2 separate regions of the Homo sapiens genome follow, and region 2 is linked to region 1. A link is a loop called in an ENCODE intact Hi-C map of the cell type or tissue named here. Cell type or tissue: heart right ventricle. All regions are shown on one strand.

What was found. Peaks named below come from ENCODE experiments on the same cell type or tissue, not always from the same donor. Only the 100,000 strongest peaks of a DNase experiment are listed, where the experiment ranks them.
Region 2: it touches region 1 in a loop (2.6-fold over the local background); 31 of 110 quality-filtered maps call a loop at or near these places.

The regions. Positions count from the first base shown.
Region 1 is chr7:105,148,459-105,156,458 of GRCh38, reverse strand. The region is part of intron 7 of SRPK2 (SRSF protein kinase 2); the gene reads left to right. Among named protein-coding and RNA genes, the nearest start is that of KMT2E, 140 kb to the right of the region's middle. In heart right ventricle, a CTCF peak has its summit at 3,384 (motif pointing left); a DNase peak (open chromatin) is centred at 3,375; H3K27ac peaks cover 1,039 bases.
Region 2 is chr7:105,426,001-105,434,000 of GRCh38, reverse strand. No RefSeq gene overlaps it. Among named protein-coding and RNA genes, the nearest start is that of SRPK2, 41 kb to the right of the region's middle. In heart right ventricle, a CTCF peak has its summit at 4,104 (motif pointing right); a DNase peak (open chromatin) is centred at 4,130.

The sequences.
Region 1 (8,000 bases):
GAGAGATAGTAATGCTAATAGTAGCAAATAGTTAATTCAGTGCTTACTATGTGCCAGGTATAATTTGAGTACTTTGCATAGTTGAGTTCCTCACAATAACCCTGTGAAATGGGTATTATTACTTTCCTGATTTCATCAAGAGGAAACAGAAGCCCAGAGAGGTTAAGTAACTTGCCCCTAGTTAGGAAGTCGCTTAAAAAGTGCTAAGTGGTGAAGCAGGAATTCAAACCCAGATAGTCTGGCTTCAGAGCTCATGGGTTTACCATTTTGGCCGTTATATAATGGGTTTTATATAATAAACTTATTATGAGCCTGTAATAAGTTTGGAATTGTACTGGGCCTATGTCCAGTAGAAGTTAAGTCACTTTCTGGGAACCTGTTTAAGATTTTCTATCATCTGGTGTCAGCCTGTATTTCCCCTTGCAGACAAAAAGTGATGTCCCTCAGGTACCCTATTTCCCTCTGGAATCTACCAGCTTACGTTTTTTATGAATGTTCAAAGATGTCCCAAACATTTATAATGTGCAGATTTACCAGAATTTTCATTCATGAATGTTTACTGGTTTTATTTTGTAGGTAGTTTAGAGAAAGTACTCACTGGTAATCATCTTGACCCCTAAGGGCACCTTTCCGTTTTTTATCTCCACATCTTTGATCATCTCTTTTGTTCTAGGCTGCCAGAAATGCCATCCTTGTCTACCCACATTTTTAAGACTCAACGAAAATCCCACCATTGTGACAAAGGCTTCTCACAGTACCCAATTAAGAGGATGCCTTCCCTTCTTGAAATGCCTTCAGCTCACATTTGGTCCCATAACTACGTGTAGGCCCCATCTCAACCCTAGGGCTGCTGGCACTTCAGACCAGATAGGATGTTTAGCAGCGTCCCTGGCATCTACCCCTCAGAGCCAGTATCAGCTGTCACCATCCCTGATTGTGGCAATTAGAAATATCTCTGAACTTTGCCAGTTTTCCTCTCACTGAGAACCACTGGGATAAGAGAAAGTGTAAGGTGTATTGTGCTTTGGTGACAGACTTGATTTAACATCATAGCTTTGGCACTTCTATCTTGTACTCCTGATCAGTTACTTAGCCTCTGTGAGTCTGTTTCCTCATTTGTAAACTCGAAATAGTAATGCATAATTTGTAGTTTGATTGTGGAGATTAAGAATAAGGGGGCTGGGTGCAGTGGCTCACGCCTGTAATCCCTGCACTTTGGGAGGTTGAGGTGGGTGTATCACCTGAAGTCAGGAGTTCAAGACCAGCCTGGCCAACATAGTGAAACCTTGTCTCTACTAAAAATATAAAAAATTAGCTGGGAGTGGTGGCACATACATATAGTTCCAGCTACTTGGGAGGCTGCGGCAAGAGAATCACTTGGACTTGGGAGGCGGAGGCTGCAGTGAGCCGAGATCGTGCCATTGCACTCCAGCCTGGGTGACAATAGCGAAATTCTGACTCAAACAGACAAACAAGAATAAGGGTGGGCCAGGTGCGGTGGCTCACACCTGTAATCCCAGCACTTTGGGAGGCCAAGGCGGGCAGATCATGAGGTCAGGAGTTCTAGACCAGCCTGACCAATATGGTGAAACCCCATCTCTACTAAAAATACAAAAATTAGCTGGGTGTGGTGGCACGTGCTTGTAGTCCCAGCTACTCGGGAGGCTGAGGCAGGAATTGCTTGAACCCAGGATACGGAGGTTGCAGTGAGCCGAGATTGTGTCACTGCTGCTCTTCAGCCTGGGTGACAGACTCTGTCTCCAAACAAACAAAAAAAGTATAGCCATTAGATTTTATGAAGTAGATATTATAATATGTAACCAGATGAGACCTTTAAAACCCAATGTTTTTCCAGACTTCTCCCTTTGGGGTGCAACCCTCTAGTATGCCGAGAGCCACGGTGGTGCCCCGCAGGTCCTCTCACCTGTATCATTGGCTGATTTTGTCTCTCTACACTTAGTATTTATTTACCATTGTAATTCTTTCAGTGGCCCTGTTTATCAGTAAATTTTGTTATGACTGAACCAGTATTGTTCAAGTTCAGACCAGAAGCTTTCATGTCAATTTGGTAAACATTTTGATATTACTGGGTTTGTTCAGCATGGTAGTGCACACGATGCTGTATTGACTTGGAATTCTCCTCAGGATGTTGAGCCCTTGACTCAGGAAATGTGGTGAGGTGGCTCTGTTTCAAGGGACTAAGCTGCTTTCCTGAGCCATTGCTTTGTGCAGTCCCAGTGCTGGGCACAGCAGCTTTAACTTTCTTCCTGATGACATTCAGAAGTACAGCTGCTGGCTTTTCTCATTAATTCTCACCAGTTAGAGATGAAAGAAAAAGGAGCAGAGGCTATTTCAGGACAATGTGGGTAAGGACGCCGTCCCCTGGATTTTTGGTTTGAGCGTGTCTCTGGCTCTTGTCCTCTTTTATTGTTAACAGGTATTTCCAAGCTCCTCCATTGAGTTTAACATCTTGGTTTTCACAGGCAGTTGGTGGGACCTGCCTTGTGTGTTTCACTGTGGAAGGGAAATCTAGTGGAACCCTCAGTGTTTCCAGCAGGAAACTTCTAGGCTTGCGGAGAACCCCTCTGGTGTCCCGCACGCCCACAAGTAATTAATATTCTCAATGAAGAACTCCTGCTTGGGGTCGCCTCCTTCCTCTGCCAGCCCATCTGGCTGCCCACGTGGGTTTCTCTGGGTGCTTCATTAGGTTCTGTTACCCACAGAGTAGGAGGAGACAGAGTCTCCCTGCTCTGTGTCCTTTGTTCAGGTGTGGGAGGAAGAAAGTCCACCGCTTATCACCAGTAGCAGAGCATAATTTGGAAAGTTGCTCTCATTCTATTTCTTTTTACAGTTCAGAATTTTGGGGGAAGCTTTGCACTCTGGGCTGTGAGCAAGGCCAGGGAGACAGTCTTTAGAGGAGTCTCCACATTATGCTTGACTGTTCCCCGACTTATCTACAAGATTACAGGACCTATTTCAATCAAGTTGTGGTGGAGAGGAGCAGATTTGTGTTGCGAAGACCAGTAATAGATGGTATCTGACACAAATGTTGATGTACAGAAAGCAAGCTTTGAGACCATTTTAACCAAGCCCCTTATTTTGAAGATGAATTTGAGGTTCAAGGAAAAGAAGGAACTTTCTCTGAACCTGTAGCTAGTTAATTTGGAATGGGACTCGGGGCTTCTAGCTCCCAGCCCTAGACTTAGCCTTCTTTTCCGCACTGCTGCTGAACTCAAAGTCTGACTTTACCCAGAGAAACCTGGCACTTGTTCCTCATGTGTGTGAAATGGCTCCCTGAGTGGGATGATTGAGAGTCACGTCCCTGGCTCGTCTGGGCTTAGGTTGATCTCAGCTTCCCTGGCAGCCAAAGGATCTCTGCTGCCTCCTGCTGCTAGCACCAAGTATTAAGGTTTTTTGTTTGTTTTTGAGACGGAATCTTGCTCTGTCACCAGGCTGGAGTGCAGTGGCGCGATCTCGGCTCACTGCAACCTCCGCCTCCTGAGTTCAAGCAATTCTTGTGCCTCAGACTCCTGAATAGCTGGGATTACAGGCATGCACCACCACACCCAGCTAATTTTTGTATTTTTAGTAGAGATGGGGTTTCACCATGTTGGCCAGGATGGTCTGGATCTCCTGACCTTGTGATCCGCCCATTTCGGCCTCCCAAAGTGCTGGGATTACAGGCGTGAGTCACCGCGCCCAGCCGTATTAAGGTTTTTAGGCAAGAAAGATGAACATACTGTGATTTGACAAGTAAAAGCAACAGAGGAAAGAATTAGTAAAGACTTAACTCTGTCAGATTTTGCAAGGGGAGATCTATCCATGGGGATGAAACATGATTCCTTTTGGTTTGTGTTTTTGTTTTTCCCATTGTCACAGTTATCCTGTATAAATAATTGTAGGAGTTCTCGTCAATGTTGGTTGATTCTGGGGTGCATTATTACTTAAAACTTCACTGGAAAGACAAATGTTATTTTTGAAAATAAAACCATTTAAAAATAGTAGTTCTGGCCAGGCATGGTGGCTCACGCCTGTAATCCTAGCACTTTGGGAGGCCGAAATGTGTAGATCACCTGAGGTCAGGAGTTTGAGACCAGCCTGGCCAACATGGCGAAAACCCCGTCTCTACTAAAATACAAAAAGTAGCTGGGCATGGTGACATGTGCCTGTAATCCCAGCTACTAGGGAGGCTGAGGCAGGAGAATTGCTTGAACCCAGTAGGTGGAGGTTGCAGTGAGCCAAGATCGTGCCACTGCACTCCAGCCTGGGTGATAGAGTGAGACTCCATCTCAAAAAAAGAAAAAAGTAGTTCAAAATTAAATTATGGAATCAAAGTTTTGTTGCTGGGATGTACCATACGGGTTATCAAGTATAGTCCTTTTATATTAGAAATGGAAACAACTGAGACCCAGATAATTTTTTTTTTTTTTTTTTTGAGACAGAACCTCACTCTGTTGCCCATACTGGAGTGTGGTGACACGATCTCAGCTCACTGCAACCACCGCTTTCTGGGTTCAAGTGATTCTCCTGCCTCAACCTCCTGAGTAGCAGCGATTACAGGCATGCACCACCATGCCTGGCTTATTTTTGTATTTTTAGTAGAGAGGGGGTTTCACCGTGTTGGCCAGGCTGGTCTTGAACTCCAGACCTCAGGTGATCCACCTGCCTTGACCTCCCAAAGTGCTGGGATTACAGGTGTGAGCCATCGTGCCAGCCAACCCAGAGAACTTTAATAAGTGACTTAGGAAGCTGGATGTGGTGGCTCACACCTGTAATCCCAGCCACTTGGGAGGCTGAAGCAAGAGGATCACTTGAGGCCAGAAGCTTGAGGCTTCAGTGTGCTTTACTTACACCTCTGAATAGCCACTGCACTCCAGCCTGGGAACATAGCGGGATCCCATCTCTAAAAAGAAATTAATTTTTAAAAAGTGATGAAAAATCATAATTCAATAAGTCAATATCAGTACAAGTCTTCTGACTTAGATACGTTTTACCATTTAAGTTTCTTGTGTGCTAGACTTTGTTTTTGTGAGTTTTCCGTAGATTATTTCTAAAGCTTATTGCTACATTTGTGTGTAACAGGTGTTTCCCCCTCCCATAGATGAGAATGAAAGCTCAAACAGCTTAAACAGCTTGCCCAGGGGTAACACAATGAGTAAATGGTTGAGCAGTAATTTAAGAGCAGTCTGAATCCAAGGTCATGTTTTTAACGCTGCCCTGTTGCCATTTCCTTTAATGGTTTCAATTATCTTAACTAACTTTATTTGTCCCAGTGGCAAAGTATTTTTCTTGTGTTTATTGCCCATTGCTGTTTTAGGAAAGTTAGCCTAGTTGAGTGCAATAGCCAATTTTTTTTAAAAAAAATCTGGAACTTTAAGTTTTTACTGAGATCACTTCTTGCTTGTCATGAGGTGCATCATTGTCATTGGGACCTCATGTGAACACATTTGCACACTGAGGCACATTAACTCTTAACTGTGCAGCCTCCCGCACAGTGAATCAACCTTTGAACTGTGAAAGAAGCCAAGGTGGAAAGATAGGACAACTCTCGTGCATGAGAAAATGGTCAAATATATTTTAGGAAAGAAAGATACTGACATTTTTACCTTGAGATAGTATTTGATACCGAAATACAATTTTAGTTGGAAAACGATTTTTCAAAAATCGTATTCCTTTGACCTCTATGGGCTGGACATCATCAATGTGCCTATCCATTAATTTCTTGTACTTTTCAGAATCTCTTTTGTTGTTCAGATATAGAACTCCACATATTATTCAGTTTGCACCAGGAAGATGCATGAATGTCGTTGAATAACATGAGCCCATTGGATTGTGTTTCCTTCAAAAGTATAACCATGTTCTCCATGGAAATATTTTACATCATGTTATCTTTCTTACTATTGGTCCTTTGACATTTTATTTGCTTTTTTTCTTTTTTCCTTTTAGACAGAGTTTTATTCTGTCGCCTAGGTTGGAGTGCAGTGCCATGATCTCAGCTCACTGTGACCTCCGCCTTGTGCCTCAGCCTCTTGAGTAGCTGGGATTACAGGCGTGTGCTACCTTGCCTGTGCCACTATGCCTGTGCAGTTTTTTTGTGTTTTTAGTAGAGACAGGGTTTCGCCATGTTGGCCAGGCTGGTCTCGCACTCCTGGCCTCAAGTGATCTGCCTGCCTCGGCTTCCCGAAGGGCTGGGATTACAAGGCAAGGCTGAGCCCGGCCTTGACATTTTAAATGTAATTTAAACATATCCTAATTGCAGTATTATCCAAAACAGTAAATATTCTAAGGCAAAAAATGTCTTAAAATCTTATCCTAGTTTTATCTACTTCACTGGTACTTACTAGGAACTTGTCAGTATCTTATTAAATCATATTTGCCATGCCCATGATTCATCTTGGTTTTTTTTTTGGCCAATTACCCCACCCGTCATACTCATTTCCTGTCCTGAATTGGTAACCTCTGTGAGGATATGAGGACTGTAAGCAACATGAAGCCTGGGAGCTTTTATATATCAAACACCTGGAATAATGGCATGTGATAGGAGCTCAGGCGATGCACATTCAGTGAATTTATGTAAAAATACTCTGTAAGGTAAAGTTGTTTTAAATGTTTGTAGGGATTTTGATCGTTTTTAAGAGGTATTCCTGTTTTCATTTTCCTTGTAAAATCTTTGTTCCCTCTCACTTCATAATGCTACTTTAACTTCTACTAACAGTAGGCTAACTACTAATAGCTTACTGTTGATCAGATGCCTTCCACTGTCGATTAAACTGGGAATATTTCAGTGTTGGATTGAAGGAGTGGCCTGCCCCTCCACACCTGTGGGTATTTCTAGTCGGGTGGGACGAGAGACTGAGAAAAGAAATAAGACACAGAGACAAAGTATAGAGAAACAACAGTGGGCCCAGGGGACTGGCGCCCAGCATACCAAGGACCTGCACCGGCACCGGTCTCTGAGTTCCCTCAGTTTTTATTGATTATTATCTTCATTATTTCAGCAAAAAGGAATGTAGTAGGAGGGCAGGGTGATAATAAGGAGAAGGTCAGCAACAAACACGTGAGCAATAGAATCTATGTCATAATTAAGTTCAAGGGAAGGTACTATGACTGGACGTGCACGTACACCAGATTTATGTTTCTCTCCACCCAAACATCTTAGTGGAGTAAAGAATAACAAGGCAGCATTACTGCAAACATGTCTCACCTCCCACCATAGGGCGGTTTTTCTCTCATCTGAGAATTGAACAAATGTATAATCGGGTTTTATACCGAGACATTCAGTTCCCAGGGGCAGGCAGGAGACAGTGGCCTTCCTCTATCTCAACTGCAAGAGGCTTTCCTCTTTTACTAATCCATCTCAGCACAGACCCTTTATGGGTGTTGGGCTGGGGGACGGTCAGGTCTTTCTCATCCCACGAGGCCATATTTCAGACTATCACATGGGGAGAAACCTTGGACAATACCCAGCTTTCAAGGGCAGAGGTCCCTGCAGCTTTCCACAGTGCATTGTGCCCCTGGTTTATTGAGACTAGAGAATGGCGATGACTTTTACCAAGTATACTGCTTGTAAACATTTTGTTAACAAGGCATGTCCTGCAGAGCCCTGGATCCCTTAAACCTTGATTTCATATAACACATGTTTTTGTGAGCTCCAGGTTGGGTCAAAGTGGCTGGAGCAAAGTGGCTGGGGCAAAGCTACAAATTAACAACATCTCAGCAAAGCAGTTGTTTAAAGTACAGGTCTTTTTCAAAATGGAGTCTCTTATGTCTTTCCTTTCTACATAGACACAGTAACAGTCGGATCTCTCTTTTCCCTACATTGGATGATGTGAAACATATAACACTTCCTGTCTCTTGTGAACAAAATGCCTATTCAATTCATTGTTTGAATGGTCATTGATGTAATATTTGCTTAACATTTGGAATTTCTAATGCTTATATGAGAACATGATCTGTTTTGTAAAAATAAATTTTGTTTATGGAAATAATTGAAAAAATTA
Region 2 (8,000 bases), 280 kb before region 1:
CTCGCACCATAGCCCTGGCTGGAGTACAATGGTGCGATCTCTGCTCACTGCAACCTCCGCCTTCCAGGTTCATATGATTCTCCTGCTTCAGCCTCCTGGGTAACTGGGATTACAGGCACACACCACCACACCCAGCTAATTTTTCGTATTTTTAGTAGAGACAGGGTTTCACTATGTTGGCCAGACTGGTCTCGAACTCCTGACCTTGTGATCTGCCCGCCTTGGCCTCCCAAAGTGTTGGGATTACAGGCCTGAGCCACTGCACCCAGGTAATTTTTGTATTTTTTGTAGAGACGGGATTTGGCCATGTTGGCCAGGCTGGTCTCGAATTCCTGGCCTCAAGTGATCTGCCCGCCTTGGTCTGCCAAAGTGCTGGGATTGCAGGCATGAGCCACCATGCCTGGCCGAATTTTTTTAAATTATAATTAATTGTATCATGAATATATAATATTAAATCTTGATAAATGCTATAAAGAAAATTAAACAGTAAGGGAATGAATGGGGTGGAGAGGAAGAGTTGCCTTTTTAGATAACTTTCTCAGGAAGATGGCGTCTGAGCTGAGATCTAAATTAAGAGTAAGCCATGAAGAGCAAATGGAAAGGTCCTGAGGCAGAAACATTCATGGCCTGCAGTAGCAAAGAGAAAATGTAACCTTAGACAGAACTATAAATACAGCATATAAATATGATGTCTTGACAAGTAAGATAATATTTTAACTAGCAAAAATGTGGAGGAGGCAAAAATAATAAAGACAGGCCAGGTGCAGTGGCTCACGCCTGTAATCCCAACACTTCAGGAGGCAGAGGTAGGTAGATTGCTTGAGCCCAAGAATTCGAGACCAACCTGGAAACATAGTGAGACCCCATCTCTACAACAGATAAAAAATAAGCCAAGCATGGTGGCACATTCCTGTAGTCCCAGCTACTCCAGAGTTTGAGATGGGAGGATGGCTTGAGCCCAGGTGGTTGAGGCTGCAGTGAGCTGCAATCATGCCACTGCACTCCAGCCTGGGTAACAGTATAAGACCCTGTCTAGAAAGGACAAGACAAGACAAGACAAGAATAAATGCATTAACTTAGCCGGGCGCAGTGGCTCATGCCTGTAATTCCAGCACTTTGGGAGGCCGAGGTGGGTGGATCACCTGAGGTCAGGAATTTGAGACCAGCCTGCCCAAGATGGTGAGATCCCATCTCTACTAAAAATACAAAAAATTAGCCAGGCATGGTGGTGGGCGCCTGTAATCCCAGGTACTCGGGAGGTTGAGGCAGGAGAATCACTTGAACCCAGGAGGGAGATATTGCAGTGTGCTGAGATGGCGCCACTGCACTCCAGCCTGAGCGACAAGAGCGAAACTCCATCTCAAAAATAAAAAAAAAAAAAAGAAAAAAAAAAGAAAAGAAATAGATGATATCATATAATATTTAAAGGCAAAAAAAAGACAACCATTAGAAGTAAAATAGGAGCCAACTAGAATCACTGGGAGGTCTATGGAAAGAATTAAGGGGATATATTACAAGTGTAATAAATCGTTTATCTTATATGGCAGTGAGTGAAAAATACAGTCCAAAGTTGATAAATTAATTGAGGGCTGTGTAGGCCCCAACCTGTCCGTGGTTTGGGGTTGCTCTCTGCCTCATAAAGCAAAGGGGAGCATTTGTCTTTTGGGAAGACAAAGTTGTTTTCTCTGAAAAAGCCTCCTGCATGGTTGCCTTTGGCGTGTACCAAGTATAGGACGGCCTCAACTGAAAACCTAGGCTCATCAGGGATTGAGGCCTCATGAGTCTGGGTTTTCAGTTGAGGTCTAGAGAGAAGACAGGGATTATAACTATAAAATCCTGAGTGGGATGTACTTATGCCCAAACTCAGCCTGGGCTTCATCACTGTCATACAAGTGGATTCTTTAATAATAATAATTTGTAAAAAATACAGTGCCCAAACTTGATAAATTAGCATACAAAAGTAATGCCAAGAAAGGATAATATTTACTATTACGATGATTATGAATTAAAACCAGAAACTATGAATGGTGATTGATTCTGGATGTGGACTGGTAATGTGTGGGGGGAGGAGAGACTTTCATTTTTCATTTCTGCACCTCAGTGTGACTTGAGTTCTTTCTACCCCCGCCCTTTTTTTCTTAACCTTGCATGGATAACTGTAATTTAAAAATAGCTCTAAAATAATATAGAACTTGGCCTGGCACGGTGGCTCATGCCTGTAATCCTAGCACTTTGAGAGGCCGAGGCGGTTGGACCACTTGCGGTCAGGAGTTCAAGACCAGCCTAGCCAACTTGATGAAACCTTGTCTCTACTCAAAATACAAAAATTAGCTGGGCATGGTGGCGCACACCTGTAGTCCCAGCTACTCAGGAGGCTGAGGCAGGAGAATCACTTGAAGCCAGGAGGCGGAGGTTGCAGTAAGCTGAGATTGCACCACTGCACTCCAGCCTGGGTGACAGAGCGAGATTCTGTCTCAAAAAATAAAAATAAGGCCGGGTGCGGTGGCTCACGCCTGTAATCCCAGAACTTTGGGAGGCCAAGACAGGCGGATCACAAGGTCAGGAGATCAAAACCATCCTGGCTAACACGGTGAAACCCCGTCTCTACTAAAAATACAAAAAATTAGCCGGGTGTGGTGGCGGGCACCTGTAGTCCCAGCTACTTGGGAGGCTGAGGCGAGAGAATGGCGTGAACCTGGGAGGCGGAGCTTTCAGTGAGCCGAGATCATGCCACTGCACTCCAGCCTGGGCAACAGAGCAAGACTCCATCTCAAAAAATAAATAAATAAATAAAAATATATATATACACACATAACTTATTTTTTTCCCAAAACAATTAAAGTACCCTACAAAAATACAAACCATAATAATAGTAGTAATAATTAGACTAATTCAGGAAAGAGGGAAACTCATTTGTCTTCATCAGTTTGGGCTGCTATAACAATACCATAGACTGGGTGGCTTAAACAACAGAATTTTATACCTCACAGTCCAGAGAACGTTCAAAATCCGAGTGCCAGCACGGTCCCGTCCTGGTAAAGGCCCTCCTTCTGGTTTGGAGATGGCTATCTCTTTGTTTGTTTGTTTTTTTGTTTAGTTTAGTTTTGTTTGTTTTTGAGACAGAGTGTCACTCTGTCGCCCAGGCTGGAGTGCAGTGGCACGATCTTGGCTCACTGCAACCTCCACTCCCCGGGTTGGAGTGATTCTCCTGCCTCAGCCTCCAGAGTAGCTGGAATTACAGGCGCACGCCACCACGCCCGACTAATTTTTGTATTTTTAATACAGACAGGGTTTCTCCATGTTGGCCAGGCTGGTCTCGAACTCCTGGCCTCAGTTGATCCACCCGCCTCAGCCACCCAAAGTGCTGGGACTACAGACGTGAGCCACTGTGCCTGGCCCAGGTGGCCATCTTCTTACTGTGTGCTCAGATGGCAGAGAGAGAGAAAGCAAGCTCTCTCATGGCTCTTCTTATAAGGGCACTAGCCCCATCATGTGGGCTGCATCCTCATGACCTAATTACCTCCCAAAGGCCCCATCTCCAAACACCATTACATTGGGGATTGGGATTGCAACATATGAATTTGGGAGGACACAAGCATTCAGTCCATAGCACACTGTAGGAAGTCTGAAGCTGGGGGTAACAGTATTTTAAAACTATTTAATATGTAACTAATTTTTTTCACGGTTTAGCCATTAAAAGATTAATGATCTGCCGAATACTTCTTGAAAGTCTGTTAACTCCAACAGGAAATTCCCTCTTTGGAGATAATTATCCCCTGGAGATGGCTGAGGGAATGAGCCAAATAATTCCAGCCAAAAGCCCTTGATCAACACAGTATGTCAGTTTCATGTGCAGTCTGATCTGCTTTTCCAAATTTAATTTAGATAGTGAGTACCTGAATATAGAGACTTTGTTGTGATAGATATATATCTATTTGTGAAAATGAAGATGGTATCCAAGCTTTGAAACAAATGCTGTCTACATTTATCACTTGGCAACATGTTGTGTTGGTCAATAAATCCTAAAAGATGACAGCTCTTGCACTGAAAACATTAAAAATCTTCTGTTTGCATTTATGACATGTCACTCAGCCAGCAGAGGGAGACATGGCTGTATACCTTTTAGCAGTTATTGTTTCATCAACTAGCAATAAGAAAGATATAGGGCCAGGCGCGGTGGCTTACACCTGTAATCCCAGCACTGTGTGAGGCCAAGGCAGGAGGATTGCTTGAGCCCAGAAGTTCAACACCAGCCTGGGCAACATAGTGAGACATCATCTCTATTTCTCAAAAAACAAACAAACAAACAAATATATATATATATATGGTCTACCTCAGCATCAAATAGATCTTAGTGATTACACAGACCAAGTTCTACATTTTTCAGATGAGCGAAATGAAACCCAGAACAGTAAAGTGATTGGGCTAGAGTGAACAGCTGTCTCCTGTCTGACTCCTATGTCAGTGCTCTTTCCTCTCTACGTAAGTTCTAACTGCACTCTCAGCATTTTGAAAATGTGGTTGGGGGCTGGACGCGGTGGCTCACGCCTGTAATCCCAGCACTTTGTGAGGCCAAGGAAGGCAGATCATGAGGTGAGGAGTTCGAGACCAGCCTGACCAACATGGTGAAACCCCGTCTCTACTAAAAATACAAAAATTAGTTGGGCATAGTGGAACATGCCTGTAATTCCAGCTACTCAGGAGGCTGAGGCAGGGGAATCGCTTGAATCCAGGAAGCAGAGGTTGCAGTGAGCTGAGATCATGCCACTGCACTCCAGCCTGGGTGACAGAGTGAGACTCCGTCTAAAAAAAAAAAAAAAGAAGAAGAAAATGTGGTGGGAGAGAGTATTATTGATTGTCACAATGATTGGTCAGCACTACTGTCATTTTAATGGGTGGAAATCAAATGTATAAGACATCTGCAGGCAGGGCATGGTGGCTCACACTTGTAATACCAGCACTTTGGGAGGCTGAGGTGGGAGAATTGCTTGAGCCCAGAAGTTGAAGACCAGCCTGGACAACATAGGGAGACCTCATCTCTACAAATAAAAATAAATATAAAAACTTAGTTGGGCGTGGTGGCATGTACACCTGTAGTCCTAGCTACTCAGAAAGCTGAGTGAGGAGGATCACTTGAGTCTGGGAGGCCAAGGTTACAGGGAACTGTGATCACACTGTAGCACTACAGCCTGGGTGACAGAGCGAGACCATGATTCAAAAAAAAAAAAAAATCTGTAATACAGGGACCTTTGGCAGATTGTTAACATATTCTGATTTTTCCAAGAATACAATTATATATATGAAAGGAGGATTTGACTTTATGATGTCTTGAACTTTACCAAGGGTTTTCTACCATTGCAGACAATCATAACATCTATATCACTACCATGTGGGATAATTGACTCATTACTATACAACACACCTGTATTACTCTGTGCTTGTAGCTGGCACATTTACTATGATGCTATGTGAAGACGCAAGTATCTGATTATTTCATTAAGCCTTCTTGCATAGTCATATCTTGATATGTACATATTGAAATGCTTATTTCCTTTTTTAAAGATTAAAAAAATTTAATTGATACATAATTGTACAAACTTACGGGGGTACATGTGATATTTCAATATATGCATATGTTTAGAGGTCAAATTGAGGTAACTGGGATATCCATCACCTTCAACATTGATCATATTGCTGTGTTGGAAACATTCAAATTTCTCTCTTGTGGCTATTTAAAAATATACGGCCGGGCGTGGTGGCTCATGCCTATAATCCCAGCACTTTGGGAGGCTGAGACAGGTGGATCACAAAGTCAGGAGTTCAAGACCAGCCTGACCAACATGGTGAAACCCCGTCTCTACTCAAAATACAAAAATTAGCTGGGCGTGGTGGTGCACACCCATAATCCCAGCTACTCAAGAGGCTGAGGCAGGAGAATCGCTTGAGCCCGGGAGGCAGAGGTTGCACCTGGGCAACAGAGTGAGACTCTGTCTCAAAAATAAATAAATAAATAAATAATATATATACACAAAAACAATGTTGTTAACTATAGTCACCCAGCTGTGCTATAGGATGCTAGAGTTTATTCCTCCTTTTCTTTTTTTTGAGATGGAGTCTCACTCTGTTGCCCAGGCTGGGAGTGCAATGGGGTGATCTCAGCTCACTGCAACCTCCACCTCCTGAGTTCAAGCAATTCTCCTGCCTCAGCCTCCTGAGTAGCTGGAAATACAGGTGTGCACCACCACACTGAGCTAATTTTTGTATTTTTTAGTAGAGATGGGTTTTTGCCATGTTGGCCAGGCTGGTCTTGAACTCCTGATCTCAGGTGATCCACCCACCTTGGCCTCCCAAAGTACTAGGAATACAGGTGTGAGCCACCGCACCTGGCCTATTCCCCCCTTCTAACTGTAATTTTGCATCCATTAACCATTCTCTTCCTATTCCCCCTTCCCTTACTCTTCCAAGCCTCTGGTAACTACTATATTTCCTTTATTTCTGTTTTATGATATAGGCATACCTAATTTTATTGCACTTTGCTTTATTGTACTTTGCAGACATTATATGACTTATTTTGTTTTGCTTTTTAGGGATGGGGTCTCACTATGTTCCTCAGGCAGCAGACATATTGTATTTTTTGCAAATTGAAGGTTTGTGGCAACCGTACATTAAGGAAGTTGATCAGTGCCATTTTTCCAACAGCATGTGCTCACTTCATGTCTCTATGTCACATTTTGGTAATTCTCATAATATGTTAAGCTTTTCAGTATTATTATAACTGCATGGTAATCTGTTACCAGTGATCTTTCATGTTACTATTGTAATTGTTTTGAGGCACAATGAACTGCACCACATAAGCCATTGAACTTAATCAATAAACGTTGTATGTGGTCTGACTGTTCCACCAACTGGCCATTCCCCCATCTCTCTTTCTCTACTTGGACTTTCCTATTCCCTGAGACACAAAGATATTGAAATTAGGCCAGTCAATAACACCACAGTGGCCCCTAAGTGTTCAAGTGGAAAGAGTTACATGCCTCTCACTTTAAATCAAAAGCTAGAAATGATTAATCTTAGTGAGAAAGGCATGTTGAAAGCTGAGATAGGCCAAAAGCTAGGCCCCTTCCTTGCATTACGCAGCCAAATTGTGAATGCAAAGGAAAAGTTTTTGAAAGAAGTTAAAATTGCTACTCCAGTAAGCACATGAATCATAAAGCAAAACAGCCTTATTGCTGAAATGGAGAAAGCCTGAGTGGTCCAAACAGAAGACCAAACCAGCCACAATGTTCTCATAAGCCAAAACCTAATCCAGAGCAAGGCCAATACTTTTTTTTTTTTTCAATAATTTAAATTAGAGACAGGGTTTTACTATGTTGCTCAGGCTGGTCTCAAACTCCTGGGCTCAAGAGATCTGCCCACATCAGTGCCCCAAAGTGTTGGGATTACAGGCACGAGCCACCACACGCAGCCACTCTCTCCAACTCTATGAAGACTGTGAGAGGTAAGGAAGCTAGAAAAGTTTGAAGCTGGCAGAGGATGGTTCATGAGGTTTAAGGAAAGAAGGCATCTATCTACATAGTGAAAATACAAGGTGAAACAAGTACAAGCTGCAGCAAGTTATCCAGAAGACCTAATGAAGATCATTGATGAAGATGACTACATTTTTTTTTTCGAAATGGAATCTCACACTGTCACCTGGGCTGGAGTGCAGTGGCGTGATCTCAGCTCACTGCAACCTCTGCCTCCCGGGTTCAAGTGATTCTCCTGCCTCAGCCTCCTGAGTAGCTGGGATTACAGGTCCACCACCACACTCAGATAATTTTTTGTATTTTTAGTACAGACGGGGTTTCACCATGTTGGCCAGGCTGGTCTCGAACTCCTGACCTCATGATTCACCCACCTTGGCCTCCCAAAGTGCTGGGATTACAGGCGTGAGCCACTGCACCCGGCTGAAGATGACTACATTAAGCAGACTTTCAATGTAGACAAACAGCTTTCTTTTG